2 separate regions of the Homo sapiens genome follow, and region 1 is linked to region 2. The links are chromatin loops, found by intact Hi-C in ENCODE. Cell type or tissue: chondrocyte. All regions are shown on one strand. Each heading gives the region's core, and the rest is flanking DNA. Links, peaks and the distances in the headings are about the cores only. Region 1 overlaps LOC124907986 (a long non-coding RNA gene). Region 2 holds the start of SCG2 (secretogranin II).

Region 1 (8,344 bases), core at 296-8,295, 500 kb after region 2:
TTTTTTTTTTTTTGAGACAGGGTCTCACTCTGTTGCTATTTTTTAACAGTTTTTCAATGAAAAGTTAGTCACCTTCATTCTCAATACCAAAACCTGCAGAAGAATAATATGGCAGTATCTTATACTAACCAGTTCATCAATGGATTTTATAGTAGTGCATTCATCTTAGCTACCACCATTCCTATTACTTAATATTTTAATCACCTCACATTCCTCTTAAAAATACAAATATTTAAAAGAAAAATGTATTTTCCTATTATAGTTAGAAAACCAGTTTTACTTGCCATAAATAAAAGATGAATGCTAAAATAAGTATAATGAAAACAAATCAATATTTTTTAATCCTAGCAAGACAGCGTTGCTACCAGAAGACTCTGAGACCTGCTATCTTTTTTTATTTAAAGGAAAGACTATATTACAGAGGTATTAAAATCTAGTGCAGCAGAAGGAATGACACTATCAAAGAATGTGAAACAACTAAAAAGGAAATAATCTGTGCAAGTAAATGTTAACACTGTATCTGTGGACCACCCGAAACCACCTGTTGACCGTCTACCTAACAGTCTGAAGAAGGCATTACTGGTTAGAGGGTGTCTTTTCTCTAAGTGGCAACTCCAGAACAAGATGTCTTCCAACTTGTGACTCCACCAGACTCCTCTGTATCTAACTGGAGGAGAAATCATGAAGAAGGCACACACGCTTCTCAAAAATATGACTTAGAATCCACACACATCACATCTGCTCATGTTCCCTTGGTGAGAATTAATCATGTGGTCACTGCTGGATAAAAGGGGAGCCAAGGAATGTGGTCCCTGGCTGGACTGCCATTTCCTAAGAAAGCCCTAATCCATGGAAGGAGAAGCAGGAATTGTACTAGGCAGCTCTCTTGGCCACAACCCAGGCTAACCCAGGGATTCTGGAAAGATAAGTCATTATCTACACCTGAGATGACTCTTGCATTCTGAAAAAGCGAATCTGAGAAAATAGTTGTATTCCATGGGAGACTACTTAAAACTAAATGAAAAAAATAACCACTTAAACCAAGCATGTAATTATAGATTCTTAGATTTGAAAGAGATTATCTATCACACAGAAATATTCCACCTAGAACAAATGCTCAAAGAGGTGGCACCGTGTCACGTCCCTTCTGAGATGCAGTTAGATTGACCTCCGCGGGTTTCATCATCATGTTGGTCTGTCCCTCTCTCCCTCACCACCCGCAGCAAAACCAATTTGTGGTTCCACTGAAGCAGAGAAAAATCAAGAACCACAGGCTGCCTCACTTAGTGGTAAACCGTAAAAGGCCTCAGAAACCATTGCTTCTAAATCAATATAAAAGCATTTCTACACTTCCATTACCCTCAGGAAATTGAACTTGGTGGAGAGCTCTTCCATTTAATGAAATTTACCCCTTTTACAACCAAAACTTGTTTTTTGTAAATTAAGACACTTGGAACACTTTCTAGAATGTGTTATGTACTTCCATACCTTTTAAAACAGCAAACAGTGGACCAGCATGCAGTCTTTTCCTGATGATACAGGGCTTACCAACAACAGTCACATGATACAGGTTCTTTTTGGCCTCAAGCTGAATGACTTGGACTGTTATAGATTTGGAATCCTTGTGGCTTCTCTGATTCTGCCCATGTTAGACTGCCTCATTGCTCCTCACTTCTGGGTCCTGCTTGGTGTGGCTACTTCTTGCCTTATAACACTCCCTATCTGCTGCGGGTTTGAAAACCAAATAGCAAAACTACTGAGGGCATTTGACTCTTACTTTACACACAACTCTAAATAAAAGACGTGCTTCTGAGTCCATCTCAGAATCTTCAGCATATATTATGTGACACTTTGTTTCTTCAGAGTTCCCTTGTACTCAGTTCCCAGTTTTCTTTGCTCCACGTAGGTGAAGCTGTTGGACAACTGAGTTCCAAATGAATTATGTGGTTAGTTACAATACTCTCATCATCTATTAGTTAGGATTTGCATTTGCAGGTGACCCAAGACCAAATCAAACTGGCTTAAGCTCATAGAGTTGAGAAATCCATCACTTCGGGCACAGCCAGGTCCAGGTATTCAAGCAATATTGTCAAAGTGTCATTTCTCAACATCGTGGGCTCTACCATGTTGCCTTTGGTCTAGGCAAAGGTGGTCACTAGCATCGACGGCCTTTTATTCTACCAGCTTAGCAATTACAACAAAAACTGAGTATCTTTTCTTCTGTAGTCAAGCAAAAATCTCGGCACTGATCTTTATTAGCCTAAGTTGGATCACATAACATGAACCAATTACAGTGACGAAATGGGGTTAAAGTTTATGGAAGGTGATTGTTTTGGATTAGTCTTCTTCACTAGGCCCCAGCAGACCAGACGAAACCAGAATGGAGTCACTTGTGCTAACTGCCACGTAAGAAAAACGAACTTTGAAATGGGCTGGTTTTCAACTAAAAAAAAAAACAATTGGAGATTCTAGTCAACCTGAGTCAGTGTAATAAGGAAGTTCGCTCTGCTTTAACCCTACAAGGGAAGTAACTTTGAAACAACCAGTCCTCTTTTTGATACCTGTTTCTGCTTTTCTTCACCCCTTTTCTGTCTGTAAAGCCAACCTCCTCTGCTCAGCTCATCAGAACACTAATTCTATTTTATAAGATGATGTGTTGCCCCCAGTGCTAGAATCACAAATAAAAACCAATTAAGATTTTTAAAGTAAACATGTTGTAATTTTGCCTTTTGACAATGGCCAAGCTTTGACCATGCACTCAACCTTGGAGTTCAAGCCAACCAAAACTACACAGATTGAGAAAAGGTAAAGCTAAGGTTAATTCCTTAAGATGAAATCAAAGTGCCATTAGCAGAGAAAGAGAGACTGATGCTGTGCAGGAAAAAACAACAGATGTCAACTGAAGTTCATCTTAATCTATCTTTGTGGAGGTTTAAATACAAGGCAATTTTTGAATAATCATTCTGCTGTAGAGTCATTCCTGTTAGTAACACTTCTAAAATTTTTCATATGCAGGAAGATAAACTTGGCACGAAAACCATCCGATACACCTCTAACATTAGGCCTTTTTAAGTAGAACATATTTCTGTTTCCTGATTGCAACATGTTTCTATCATCACCCTCAAAATAATTTTCACACTTTTTCTCTCACTTGAAATAAAAATTTCAGTGTGAAATTTCTCTCCCGTCTTCAATGTCATTATGTTAGCAGTTTCTCAGTCTTTGTAAGTCTTTCTGGAACACCATTTTCTCCTCAAACAGGAAGTATGAGAGCCAAAAATAATCTTTCCTTTTAGCCTAGTAGCTCTCCAGTAACTGTTGTTGGAAGCTTTAATAAAAGACAGTATTAGCAGCCAGGTCACTCTAAACTGGTACCACACAGAAGGCACCTTTTAATGTTTTTTTAATGTCAATCTCTCAGACAGATGTCCTTCAGCCTGTGCGGAAACTGTATTTCCACAGGGAGTAGGCGTGGCTCTGCCACTGGCATCAAACAGGGTGCTGCAGGATGTAGCTGACAGGCTCACATGGTGAGAATCAGCCAGGCACCGCCATGCACATGGTGTCCACCACCTTCCTAAATCCTGCAGTGCAGTAGGGGCCAGGGAATGTATCTGTTCTCTATTCAAAGGCCACAAAGCCAAGAACTCCTAAAGTTCTTGCATCAGAATCACCAGTCTCTAACTCAGCTGGGCATTCTGTCTTGACCATACCTGGCAAGGAATCGCAGCATCTTTTGGAAATTCATCTCCCTGTGGTTCACAGTAAGGAGACTGGGGTTTGAAACTTGATCCTGCCACTTACCAGCAGAGGGTGTCATTCCCACTCACCTCCACAGGATCCTACACTCCTTATTGACCACAGCCTCTGCTTTCTTTTAGGGCTCTTCCCCTCCCCCACCAAGCATATGGTCTGGGCAGGGCTCTCCCCAAGCCTAAGCCAATCAGCACACCTGCATCGAACCGGCCACAGGGACTGTTTCTGGGAGAGATCCTGGTATAAAGCAGTCAGGTCTGAGCAAGTCAGAATATTTTGCAAGAGCTACTCGAAAAAGCATGCTATTTCCTGCTGGATTTGAATCTGTAGCTGATGCTGGAGACCAACTTGTCACAGTTTGACTGGGACTTTGTTGGCTTTAAAACTGAAAGTCCCATGTCTGGGGAACCCCCTAACTCCTGGGCAAACTAGAGCAGTTGGTCAGCCCCAGGTGATGTGAGGGCTGGAGTTGCTGCAGCCACATGGTTAGCACTGGAAATCTGACAATGAAACCAGCACAAAGGAAACAGAGCTGATAGGTGGAGAGAAGAAGCCAGTTCCTGGTCACATCTTCAAACTCCTTGTTCTCTTTTTTGCTTAACCCAGGTTAAGCTGGATTTCCTGACACTTGTAACAAAATGTGTGCTCACCAGTAGATCAGTTGTGTGATATTGCACAAGTCTCTTAATCTCGCTGAGCCTCAGTTACTGCCTCTGTAAAACTGGAATAATACTTTCTGAAGATTAAATGAGAACAGTATCAAGTCTCTGCTTCAAGGCCCAGCATGAAGAAACTGCCCAGTAAGTTCTGTTTCCTTCCACTTTATAAGCTAGAGCACTGATAAACTCTAGACAGTGAGGGCTGGAAAGGAAATAGAGATGCACTTGCTCTGATTGCTCATTATATAGATAAGGGAAACTGAGGCACTGTTGAAAAGTGACTTAACTGAAGCTTTTCAGCAAGTGACAAGGTCAGAACTAGAAACAGGCCCGCTGAGTTTGGACTAGTGCTCTTTCTACCACATCATGAACCGAAATCTGGTTTCCTCTTCTGGGAATACCAGTCTGTTGATGCACAGAGGATGAATCTTTCACAAGCCAAGGAGATGCCACTCAAATGTGATGATAGTGGCACATCTGGGGCAGAGCCAGCAGCTTGACCAGAGCAACAAGAGCTCGCCTGCCCGATCTGTGTCACTGGCATCGGTCCAGTGTCCTCATGGTATTCCACCAATACCAACATGGTGTTGGTATCAATAACCAATTTGTCATTGCAAGATTCAGAAGCTAACTTTAGACTTTGCTTTCTTCTCAGGCAAGTAAAATTCATTGGCAAAATGAGGCTCCCAGCTGTATTTATAAATGTCTTTCCCAAAGCAAATGAGACTAGGGGGAGGAAAAAGAAATAAAGAGGAGAGAATGTGAAAATCCTACACCAAGCTGGATTGGGAGTGGGGGTGGGGAAGTCACCTGAGGCAGATGCTCCAGTGCTTAGCTGGTCTGCTATCTCCTTCCCAGTTAGGAAGCATAGCCAGGAGCTTACCAGGGCATGGGGAGGTGGAGCCACCTCTCTGCTCTACTGGTGATTTATTTGCTATGTCCACAGCCTCCTCTGTTACAAACTGGACTGGTTTTACTCTAAGCTGACTTGAGATCATAAAAGGAATATTCTCCTTGACTGCCACATGTTTGGGAGGGAGACTGGGACTGAGTGGCCAAATGATTCCCCCAGAACTACTGGGCGTGAGGCCAGCTGCTTCAAAAACTCTTGGAGGAATGTACAGTACTGAAATGAAAAAAAATGTTCCTCTCTGTAGACTAGTGCTGTGGTCACTGTGTGTCCAGAGCCAGAGCGGGTGCTTATGCCGGTGATGCACCTAAATGTGCCTAGAAGGCTCTCGAGGGCATTTCACAAGACGATGTGTCTGGAACATTACACATGTAGATAAATGTAAGTTTCGTGTGTTTAAGCTTTCATTTCACCACATTTCTCAACCCTACAAGATCTGAACCAATTGAGAGGTAGAAAGAAGAATAAGATCATAGTCCAAGTTTTGGCTTTATCATTGATAAAGCAGGATTTGATGTCATAGCTTAAGCCCAAAGGCAAAAGAAAGTCCCTTCTCCTCATCCTCCACCTAGCTAAGCCTCCTGACCCAGGGAGGGGCGGGACAGCTGGGGACTTGGCTGCCCTTGCTCTCACCCTGTAAGGCACAGATCTGCCTTGGTGAACTTTCTGTAAGGAGAAGGGATAAGAGGAGGCAAGTGGGCAGGTGGCTCTGAAGGAAAGAATCCAAAGGTCTGAGCATGATGGATGGCATGATCGCCTTTTCCCATCCCAGCAGCCAGATAAACCATGCCTTATCCCAGGGAAGGAAGAAGAGAGTCACGGGAGAAGTGCACAAGGAGTTTGCCCACTGCTTTGTCAAGCTCTTGAATGGCATTGTCCTTGGAGTTCAAAAAGCTGAACCACCTTACAGGTAAAACTGCCTCCTCATCAGTGTCCTAGTTTCTTCTGAAGATAAGCTCCCTAAAAAGGGCTCTCTAATGAAACCCCCTTATTCCAAAGTCCAAATGAAAGCAAAGGGTTTTACAGCAAACCTCTCATACCATTTCATATGCCTCTGCCACATTCTTTAATTTTTGTGAGTTCAAAATAAACAAACAAAAAACTTAATTTGAAAAACTTAAAGATTAGCAGCCTTGTTTCAAACTACCCAATGGCCAGCCCAACCCAGACACCAAGAATCACAGGAGAGGCCGATGAACTCAGTCATTGAGACCCCTGTTGGGCCTAGTTCAGGCACAGACTCAGGGAAACTATGGGGCTTAATTAAGCTTCGGAGCCCCTCACCCACTCATGCAGGGAGGATCTAGCAATGTATTCACATGGTGGTAGATTGTTGTAACATTTGCAGAGGTAAGCTAATTTAACCCCAATGTGTTAATACCATTGATTATTTCCTCTCCACTCCAATGTTTCCTCTGTCACACTTCCCTTCACATTGGATAGCACTGGAGTAGCCAAAGAAATTTTGGGATTTGGCTAAGGAAAAATAGATTTAGTAATACACTGGTTTCGGTTTAGCAATAATATATGCATGTACTTTATAGTCACTTTTGTATGTAGTTGTTATTGTTAACTGCTGTAGAGTAGAAATAACTTTCAGAAGTATTTTTAAGTTCTTTTTAATTGGAATTTTTATTGAGATAATAGTAGTTGTAAGAAATATACAGAGATTCCTTGTGCACTTTTCCAGCTTCCCTAGTGATAACATGTTGCAAAACAATCGCTCAATATCACAACCAGATATTAATTTTGACCAAATTCATTTACATTGAGATTTTCCAGTTTTACTTTGTGTGTGTGTGTGTGTGTGCGTGTGTGTTGAGTGCCATCAATTTTTGTCACCCGTGTAGAGAGGTGTACCTATTACCACAGCCAACTTGCTGCACAATCTAACACCACGCCACCCTCTAGAACAACACCGGATTCCCTCCCCCTAGCTTCCCCTCTCCTTAACCCCAGGCAACCATTAATATGCTCTTCATCTCTAAAATTTTGTCACTTCAAAAATGTTATATAAATGAAACCATACAGTATGTAATCTTTGGGTATTGGCTTTTTTTCAGCATAATTCCCATGACATTCACTCAAGTTGTGCGTATCAATAGTTTATTCTTTTTCATAGCTGAGTAGAGTTCCATGGTGTGGATGTAGCACCGTTTATTTAGTCATAGACCTATTGAGGGGCATCTGAGCTCGTTCCAGCTGCTACAAACATTCACGTGCTGGCTTTTGTGTGAACACATGTTTTCATTTCTCTGGGATAAATATAAAAGGCTGCAATTGTTGGGTTGTACGGTAGCCACATGTTCTGGTTTTTTTCAGAAAAGAAAAAACAACCTGCCAAGCTGTTTTCCAGAGTGTCTGTACCCTTTGGCATTCCCACCAGCAATGTGTGAGTGTGCCAGTTCCTCTGCATCCTCACCATCATTTTTGGTGTTGTCACTATTCTTTATTTCAGCCATTCTTATAGACATATAGCGATATGTCATTGCAGTGTTAATTTGTATTTCCCTAATAGCCAATTATGTTGAATATCTTTCTAAGTGCTTATTTGCCATCTGTCTATTTTCTTCAGTGAGATGTCTATTATGTTTCTTGTTGATTTTTAAATTAAAGTTTTTTACTGTTGAGTTTTGAGAGTTACTTCTATGTTCTTGATGCCAATCCCTTATCAGATGCATGCTTTGCAAGTATATTCTCTGTCTATGTCTTTTCATCCTCTTCACATGGAATTTACAGGGCAAAGGTTTTAATTTTGAGAAGTTGAGAATTTATCAGCTTTTCTTTCTGTAGAACATGCTTTTAGTGCCAAAACCAGGGTGGCTGTACCCTTCGACATTTACAGGGGTAATCTGAATCCCCACCAACCAGCATGATATGAATGTACAAGGCAAGAGGTCATAGGGCAACATGAACATGTCTCAAGCCACCCGCACTGGAGGTAAGTGCGTATCCAGAATAAGGAGTTTTGAAATGTATGGTCTCAGAAGCTAGTCTTTAGAAAATTCTTATAACAATC
Region 2 (8,344 bases), core at 304-8,303:
AGGACTGAGCAAGGACAAGTAGCCAAGGCCCTGAGGGGCCGGGGTAGACACTATACCCTCCTTGCTGGCACAGTCAGGTGAACGCTGGAGGACCTCAGCTGAAGCGTGCTGCATCTGGACTCCACCGTGAGAGTCTGATCTTCCATGGGAGGGAAGGGCAGGCAGGGAGGCAGTTAGAGACAGGGAAGAAGCAGACAAGAGAAAAAGGAGAAACAAGACACATTGGCCTTCTGGATCTCAATTGCTTCCATATAAATTGAAACAAAATGAGAAGTGTAATGGAGTGTAAGAGCGAGAAGTTTCAAATGAAAAGATTACTAAGGTAGAGGATTGCTTGTATGAATGATAGAAATCAAAATCTTGTCTAGATAAAATATGAAATTGAATAACAAAGAATAAAATGACCAAGATTTAAGAAAATCCGGTCATAAAAACAAACTCATCTGTTCTAATTACTTAACGTTAAATTGTGAATGATTAACTTGAAATTAACAGCACCCTGGTGAGGATGCAAGCTAATTTTCTAAAAATCCATTTTCATACATAGTACATAATTATTCTGAAAACGTTCACAATATAGAGATTCGTTTCTTGGCGGTGATGATAGTTGGCAATTTAGATCTAACAAGAAAATTAAAATTTTGTAAGGCATGCTTAAATAATTCCTTGAAACAGGTTCAGTGATACAAAGATTTATAGGTTATTTTAATGTTTTATACATGCTCTAAAATATTTTATGTCAACAAACTATTGATATATATATATGTGTGTGTACATATACGTGTGTGTATATATATATATATATATATATCATTTTAAATTCTTCTCCAAATACATTTCTATTTGAGAAATAGCTCCCTTTAGAACAAATAACTACTGGCAAAAAATTAGTGACTTTTGGAAATATGTTAAATATAACACATTGAAAAATCTATAAAAACAAAAAAAATTGATGTTGGCAATGTTATGGAGAAAAAGGAATGCTTATACACTGTTGGTGGGAGTGTAAATTAGTTCAGCCATTGTGGAAGACAGTGTGGTGATTCCTCAAAGATGTAAACTACCATTCAACCCAGCAATTCCATTATTGGTTATATACCCAAAGGAATACAAATTGTTCTATTATAAAGACACATGCATGTGTATGTTCATTGCAGCACTATTCACAATAGCAAAGATGTGGAATCAACCTAAATGCCCATCAATTACAGACTGGATAAAGAAAATGTGGCACATATACATCATAGAATACTATGCAGCCAAAAAAAGAATGAGATCATGTCCTTTGCAGGGACATGGATAGAGGCGGAGGCCATTATCTTTAAAAAACTAATGCAGGAAGAGAAAACAAAATACCATATGTTCTCACTTGTAAGTGGGAGCTAAATGATGAGAATACATGAACACAAAGAGGGGAACGACACAGCCTATCAGAGTGTGGATGGTGGGAGGAGGGAGAGGATCAGGAAAAATAACTAATGGGTAGTAGGCTTAATACCTGGGTGATGAAATAATCTGTACAACAAACTTCCATGACAGAAGTTTACCTATGTAACAAACCTGCACATGTACCCCTGAACTTGAAAGTTAAAAAATATGTTTGGGGAGTTTGATTTTGAAAAAACAGGCTGGTGAATAGAATTTTCCTAATTCAGCAACTGTTCTCTTATTTGGAAGATGTATGCCCCATAGCATCAAGGCTGTGATCTAATGTTTATTCTTGCTTTCCATTGGTGCTGCCCCAAATAGAAGTCCCGGCCTATGCCTTTGCTTTTCTTAGACCAGGAAAAGCAACTGGACAACTGGGGGTTTTTGTCAAAGAAACTAAATTCTGGACTTGGGTCTTTAATGATTAAATCCATCCCATATTTATTTCTGTATTTCCATCTCTAGCAGTGTCTGAATCATAGTTTTTATTGTAGAAATATCATAGAATGGACTTAAATACAAATTCTAGCTCTACCAATTATAAGTCAAAATAGTGGGCAACTTACTTATTTCTGAGCTTTAGTTTCTTCATCTGTAAAATGGAGATAAAAATACCTACTTGTTATAGTTGTCCGGAGGATTAAATTAGGTTCCAAGTACAGTGCTTGGATCATAACAGAACTCAGTAAGTGAGAGGTATTTATCATAGTCTCATAAGATAGGCAGAAATTCAATAGCCCACAATGGCTTATTGTTCTACCCACATCTTGAGCCTAGTGGAGCCAATCCATCCCAGCAACAGCCTCCTGGCATCTCACATCTACTTGGAGATTTTGAATGAGGTTTTGCATGTCTTTTGGATGATTGAAGATATTTCCAGGCAAGATGTTGACTCTGGGGCTTTAGAAGAACCGTAGCTTCTGGTTCTTGCCAAAAAGTTTAGTTCCACATAAATGAATTAGCCTAGTCAGGATGACTTTCTGGAGGGCTTTTGAGACCTATGCTGAACAAACTCAACATTTTAAGAATAATTGCAGAGTTTTCTAAAGCTGCGTTGATACTGGTTAGTTGAACTGGTCACACAGAACTGCTGGACAGAAAATTAGGTCAAACTTGGAGCAGCTAGCCAGGGCTTTGTTAAGATTTAAGGCAATCTTAGCTAAGGATGTCAGTGAATGAGCTGGTGTCATTGAGATGATGCTTGAGAAATGGGTCATATTTAGGTCTCTTCAACCCAGCATTTGATCATGCCCTAAAAAACCACTATGAGGCAAAATTTGTTGGATGAATTGGACATATAACCCCAGTCTGAGTGTATATGAATTCATATCAATCCACAAATGATGATCTCCTAGTCGTTTAGGAAAACCAAATAGGGAGAATCGAGGCACATTTTTCCAAGATTTTTTCTGTAAGACTTTAAGCCATTTCCTATTTTTTCGAGGAATTCAAAAGTACTAACATAGTTAGAAATCCTTGTAAGAAAACCTGATAGTGAGAAATCTCAGCTTAGGCCTTTTATTCCAGGACATTGTTTCCCCCTGAATTTCTAGGTTGAACCCATTGGCTATCCAAATGGTCCAAACACTGCTAGCTAACCTCTCTATTGATGCTTTCCAATTTATATGAAAATTATGTGTTTATTTGCATGTCATCCCCATTAGCTGAAAGGCTCATCAAAGGCAAAAAAATCACTTATTTTTGTATTAGTTAACAATTGTGCATTTAGCAATGTATCTGGCACCTAGTAGGTATTACAATTTATTGAGTCAGTGGCTGATTGTTCATTTAGCAGAAACACATGGGATCTCTTATATGGCAAGATTCTGTTGCATTCTTAAAGTATATGTCAACATATACAGTTTTTAGAAACTCATATCTTTAATAAAATAAAGTTTAAAATTTATATCCATATAAATTATTGAAATATATAATCAGGTTATCTGGTAAGGCAGAGGAATGATTATGAATTATAAATCTGAGAGGTTGAAAGTTAATTGCTGTATTATTCCCTGGATTGTTCACATTCATGGAAGGTATTCAACTCATCTGATTCAACAGGAGAAGGGAAATATTTATAGTACAACTTCCTTTCGATTGCAAATGAATTCTAGTTACGTATGTGTCACATTTTTCCCAAACAGTGAAAAGACTTTTTTTTTAAGTAGATGAAAGTATTTTCATCAGCACTCAACTTCTGAGCTTCCCTTTCTGAGATCAGATATTGTGAAAGACAGTAACAGAGATATAAAGAATTATTAGCTACTAAGCTTGAAGTCTGATAAATACCCATTTAAAAAACTATATAAGCTATTAAAGTTGGCTCTCATATAAAAGAGAGAGAACTCTCTGTTTTATTCAAATAAATATGATTTTAAAAGAATGATGGCTGTGGTCATGATAAGAAATATGGCCTTTCATATTTATAATGTGTCCTCCATTCATCTTGGTTATAACAGGAAATGGTAATGTAATTTCTTTGTGGGCAAAGATGAAAAAATAATCCTTGTCTGTAAAACTTTCTTACAACGACGACAACAATTACAACAGTGACACCAAGAAACTATTATAACAAGTTGCTAGAACATAGATGAGATTGTCTTGCAATTAGCCATGTCTGTCTGACACACATTTCTTTCTTTGTAAGAGAAATCGTGCAGAGCAGTTTATTCCGTCTCAAAGATTTTGATAAAAGAAAAAGGAAAACTGCAATTTTTGCCACAAAAAGACAGGTGGCGTAAGCATGCAACTTTTTTTTCTTTTCTTTTCTTTCTTTCTTTTTTTTTTTTTTTAAATATAAAGTGATTATTTTCTCTTGGTTCTTTGAAAAACCTCGCTTGTGCTGGGGTTTGTGGCTGAACCCGGTGACGTCAGTGTGGCAGTGCGGAGTCAGGCGCAGCGGCTCCCTATAAGCAGAGGAGCTGTCCGTGTGCTGAAACGGCCCGAGAAGCTCGCCCGGAGAACGGGGAGGAATATGCTGTGGAGCTCCTCTGCCATATAAACAAAAAGAGGTAAGGCTGCTTTTCTCTTTGATTTATTGGAAAGTTCCAAATTGCATGCTCTTCTTTTAATTCCTAGCTGAGAAGAAAAAGACTGTTTGGCAAGCTTATGTCGATAGGATAACTGAATAGCAACCTGCTGCTCATCAGCCAATGTAAGGACACTACATATGTGTATATACATGATCGGGTCTATGCTTTATACTACTTGATGTTGGATATTTACTAACCAGAATGTTACTTAGATAATCATATAAAAAAGAGTGAAAAAGTTAAGGATTTTAGTGTCAATACACAGATTAATGTAAAGTTAACCAAGCCCAATATCTTGTTTCTTTCCAAAATTTATTATTTCTGCCACTAAGAGCCAGATACGAAGCCAGGGGTATAATTTATATGTTTAATATTCTTAACAGTAGGTTTCCAATGATACAAAGGCTGTCAAGCATGTTAGTCATAAAGGCAACCCATTTTGGAACTAGGTTTTTTTTCTTTGATATTTATCTTACAAGAGCTCTGAATTAACTAACCACATAAAATTCTTTTCTGAACTTGTATATTTGAAAGAGCTTACATTATTATCTCCTAATTTTAGTTCTAAGATGTTAACTTAGGATTTTCCTGAACACTGGATTCTTCCTTTTTCCAGGGCAAAATATTATCTTGGGTTGTAATTTGGCTGTGACCATGAATTACAGAGAAATGATCATTTTGAATACATGATGAAAATACTCATAACTTTGTAAATTGTTATTGTTATTGCTATAATTTGATTTAAAGAGGATGTTCAATATGTTGCTAAAGATTTTGTCTGGGACAAGTATTTCATTTTTTCTGTATCCCAACTAGTTGAATTGCTTAAATTACATATAGTCACCTGCATGTGTCAATGCTCTAGCCTGAATTCAACAGAAAAGACATTTTAACTTGAGAGATTTTAATGATAGCTATCAGGGGAAAAATAATGTTCTAATTATTTGGATTTCAGAAAATTCAATTTTAAATCAAACCCCATATAGAATAGTAGAGCTGTTGAAACATCTTTACTACTTGAAAGAGCTGCTACCTGGGAAAAGAATCCTTTGGGTCTCACTCAAAGGCAATAACTATGTCATTCAAACTGAAGCTGAATAGTTAAGCAAAGGGTAGCACTTCTTAGGCTGTGGTTTAAACAACTGCAATGAGTAGTCTGCTTCAACTTTACAGCAAAGTGCAGTTCCAAGATAATGATTTTAAAGATGAGCATATAATCCACATGTTAAGACTATTTCAGTATTGTGGCTTCAAAAAAAATAAGTTCAGTAAGGTTTTTAAGATTATTATTTCAAATGCCAATGTTGAAAGTTGATTACCAAAGCTACATTAATCCTGAAATAATATAAACAAGAGTGCATAATGTATTTTTATTTGAACCTCATTATTTTATGAATAAAATTACTTATAGTAAACATGTATTTATAATAAATATTTTGGAAGTATCCTCTCAAATGCCTTTCAAGATGTTTCTTTCAATAAATTAAGTACTCTGGTAAACGTGAATCATTTAAATAGGTATATACGTATGCTAAAATGTTTTCATAACTAAGCCATTATTGGGCTCTAAAAAACTGGAAACAAAATCATCAATATGATCTTGTGAACAATGGTATTTTCTACAATTGATGTCTAAGCTAACAGAAAATTGTATACATATAACTTAGCTTATCTATCACAAAACCATGATCTGGTAAAGATATGAACAAACTTGTAAACTCCTCTTACATTCATTTTGTTTACAACAAAATAGCCAATATTAAAATAGTTTTTTCAATGTTAGCAATATTAAATGTAAAACACATAAAAACTAATCCTCTTCCTAATTCCTATGTAAGATTTTAAGGCATCGGAGGAAATAATGAATGGAGATTTTTAAGTAGGAAGAATTCAGCACATCATCTGTGTTTATTTGAATTGGGATTTACATAGTGGTTATTTTAAGATTTTTCTAAACAGTATGAGTGATTTAAGATTTCACAGGTCCATACCAAAATAGACACAGACAGAAGACAAACTGAATCTGAACACTCACAAGTTCAGAAATAGACTAGCTAAAAAAACTTATGTTCTCTCTGTAGCATCTGTTATTATTTACTATACACTCTGAAGGGCTGATGAAAAGTATAACCACAATTGCATTTTGCAAGACAGTCATAATATAAATTATTAGAAGAAATATGAAGCAAAGAGATTTTAAAACACTTTATTGGTTTAGCACGTTCACACAAAAAGAAACTTCATTGGTTTAGTCTACTGGCTGGAATCTGAGAAGACCCGTGTTCTGGAGGTTATTTATGGATCATTGGATTCGGTATCAGATTGAGAACAAGTTATTTCTGAAAAATATATCTGGATAGGACTCCCCAGAAGGTAATTCGGTATGATTGACATATAAAAGTATTACTTTGTCATATATGGTCATGTAACTGCAGCTGTGTTTCAGCAACAAAATTAGATGGACATTTCAGGAAATAAACCACATGTTTTTTGACACAACTTTAAGGACATAATTTGTGGGCGCGTATGTGTAAATGCATGTTTTAAATTAAGCCAACACATTATTTTGCCAATAGACTTCAATATATAAAATAATTAAAACATCTTGGGAAGTATTTGCTGCTTTATTATAGAGAAACAACATGTACTAAACATCAAACTACAAGTTCTGTAAATGAAAAAATAAAATTTAAGAAATCTCATATCAGTGTTTTTGCTGTTGTTTTAACTAAGAGAATGCTATGCAAGTTTTTGGTGAATGAGTAATAATTTTGCTAAAGATTCCTGTGGTTTGCTTGTGGGAATCATGTGGAAAATATTCATGAATTTTTAAAAAGAGTTATCCTAAGCTTAATGTGAAATAATATCTACTATGTTTTTTCCTCACCTCAATGATCAATTATTTCTTTTGCTATAGTGTCTTCTAGTTTGTTTCATTTGTGTAACTCATATTTTTTATGTTTTAAGGAAATCTTTCAAACATGGCTGAAGCAAAGACCCACTGGCTTGGAGCAGCCCTGTCTCTTATCCCTTTAATTTTCCTCATCTCTGGGGCTGAAGCAGCTTCATTTCAGAGAAACCAGCTGCTTCAGAAAGAACCAGACCTCAGGTTGGAAAATGTCCAAAAGTTTCCCAGTCCTGAAATGATCAGGGCTTTGGAGTACATAGAAAACCTCCGACAACAAGCTCATAAGGAAGAAAGCAGCCCAGATTATAATCCCTACCAAGGTGTCTCTGTCCCCCTTCAGCAAAAAGAAAATGGCGATGAAAGCCACTTGCCCGAGAGGGATTCACTGAGTGAAGAAGACTGGATGAGAATAATACTCGAAGCTTTGAGACAGGCTGAAAATGAGCCTCAGTCTGCACCAAAAGAAAATAAGCCCTATGCCTTGAATTCAGAAAAGAACTTTCCAATGGACATGAGTGATGATTATGAGACACAGCAGTGGCCAGAAAGAAAGCTTAAGCACATGCAATTCCCTCCTATGTATGAAGAGAATTCCAGGGATAACCCCTTTAAACGCACAAATGAAATAGTGGAGGAACAATATACTCCTCAAAGCCTTGCTACATTGGAATCTGTCTTCCAAGAGCTGGGGAAACTGACAGGACCAAACAACCAGAAACGTGAGAGGATGGATGAGGAGCAAAAACTTTATACGGATGATGAAGATGATATCTACAAGGCTAATAACATTGCCTATGAAGATGTGGTCGGGGGAGAAGACTGGAACCCAGTAGAGGAGAAAATAGAGAGTCAAACCCAGGAAGAGGTGAGAGACAGCAAAGAGAATATAGAAAAAAATGAACAAATCAACGATGAGATGAAACGCTCAGGGCAGCTTGGCATCCAGGAAGAAGATCTTCGGAAAGAGAGTAAAGAC

The links. Hi-C counts contacts between places; a loop is a spot of excess contacts. Peaks named below come from ENCODE experiments on the same cell type or tissue, not always from the same donor. Only the 100,000 strongest peaks of a DNase experiment are listed, where the experiment ranks them.
Region 1: a loop joins it to region 2, with 5 times the contacts of the local background. A loop is called at or near these places in 3 of 110 quality-filtered maps.

Annotation. Positions count from the first base shown.
Region 1 is chr2:223,097,390-223,105,733 of GRCh38, reverse strand. All of the region lies in intron 1 of LOC124907986 (a long non-coding RNA gene), which reads right to left. It overlaps LOC105373905 (a long non-coding RNA gene), which reads left to right. Exons shown (of 3, transcript XR_923950.4): 3 at 349-430. Among named protein-coding and RNA genes, the nearest start is that of KCNE4, 49 kb to the right of the region's middle. In chondrocyte, for the core only: CTCF peaks have their summits at 3,601, 3,802 (motif pointing right) and 5,312; a DNase peak (open chromatin) is centred at 5,544.
Region 2 is chr2:223,598,380-223,606,723 of GRCh38, reverse strand. It overlaps SCG2 (secretogranin II), which reads left to right and starts at 4,363. Exons shown (of 2, transcript NM_003469.5): 1 at 4,363-4,439; 2 at 7,428-8,344. The coding sequence starts at 7,442. In chondrocyte, for the core only: CTCF peaks have their summits at 3,979 and 4,180; a DNase peak (open chromatin) is centred at 4,342.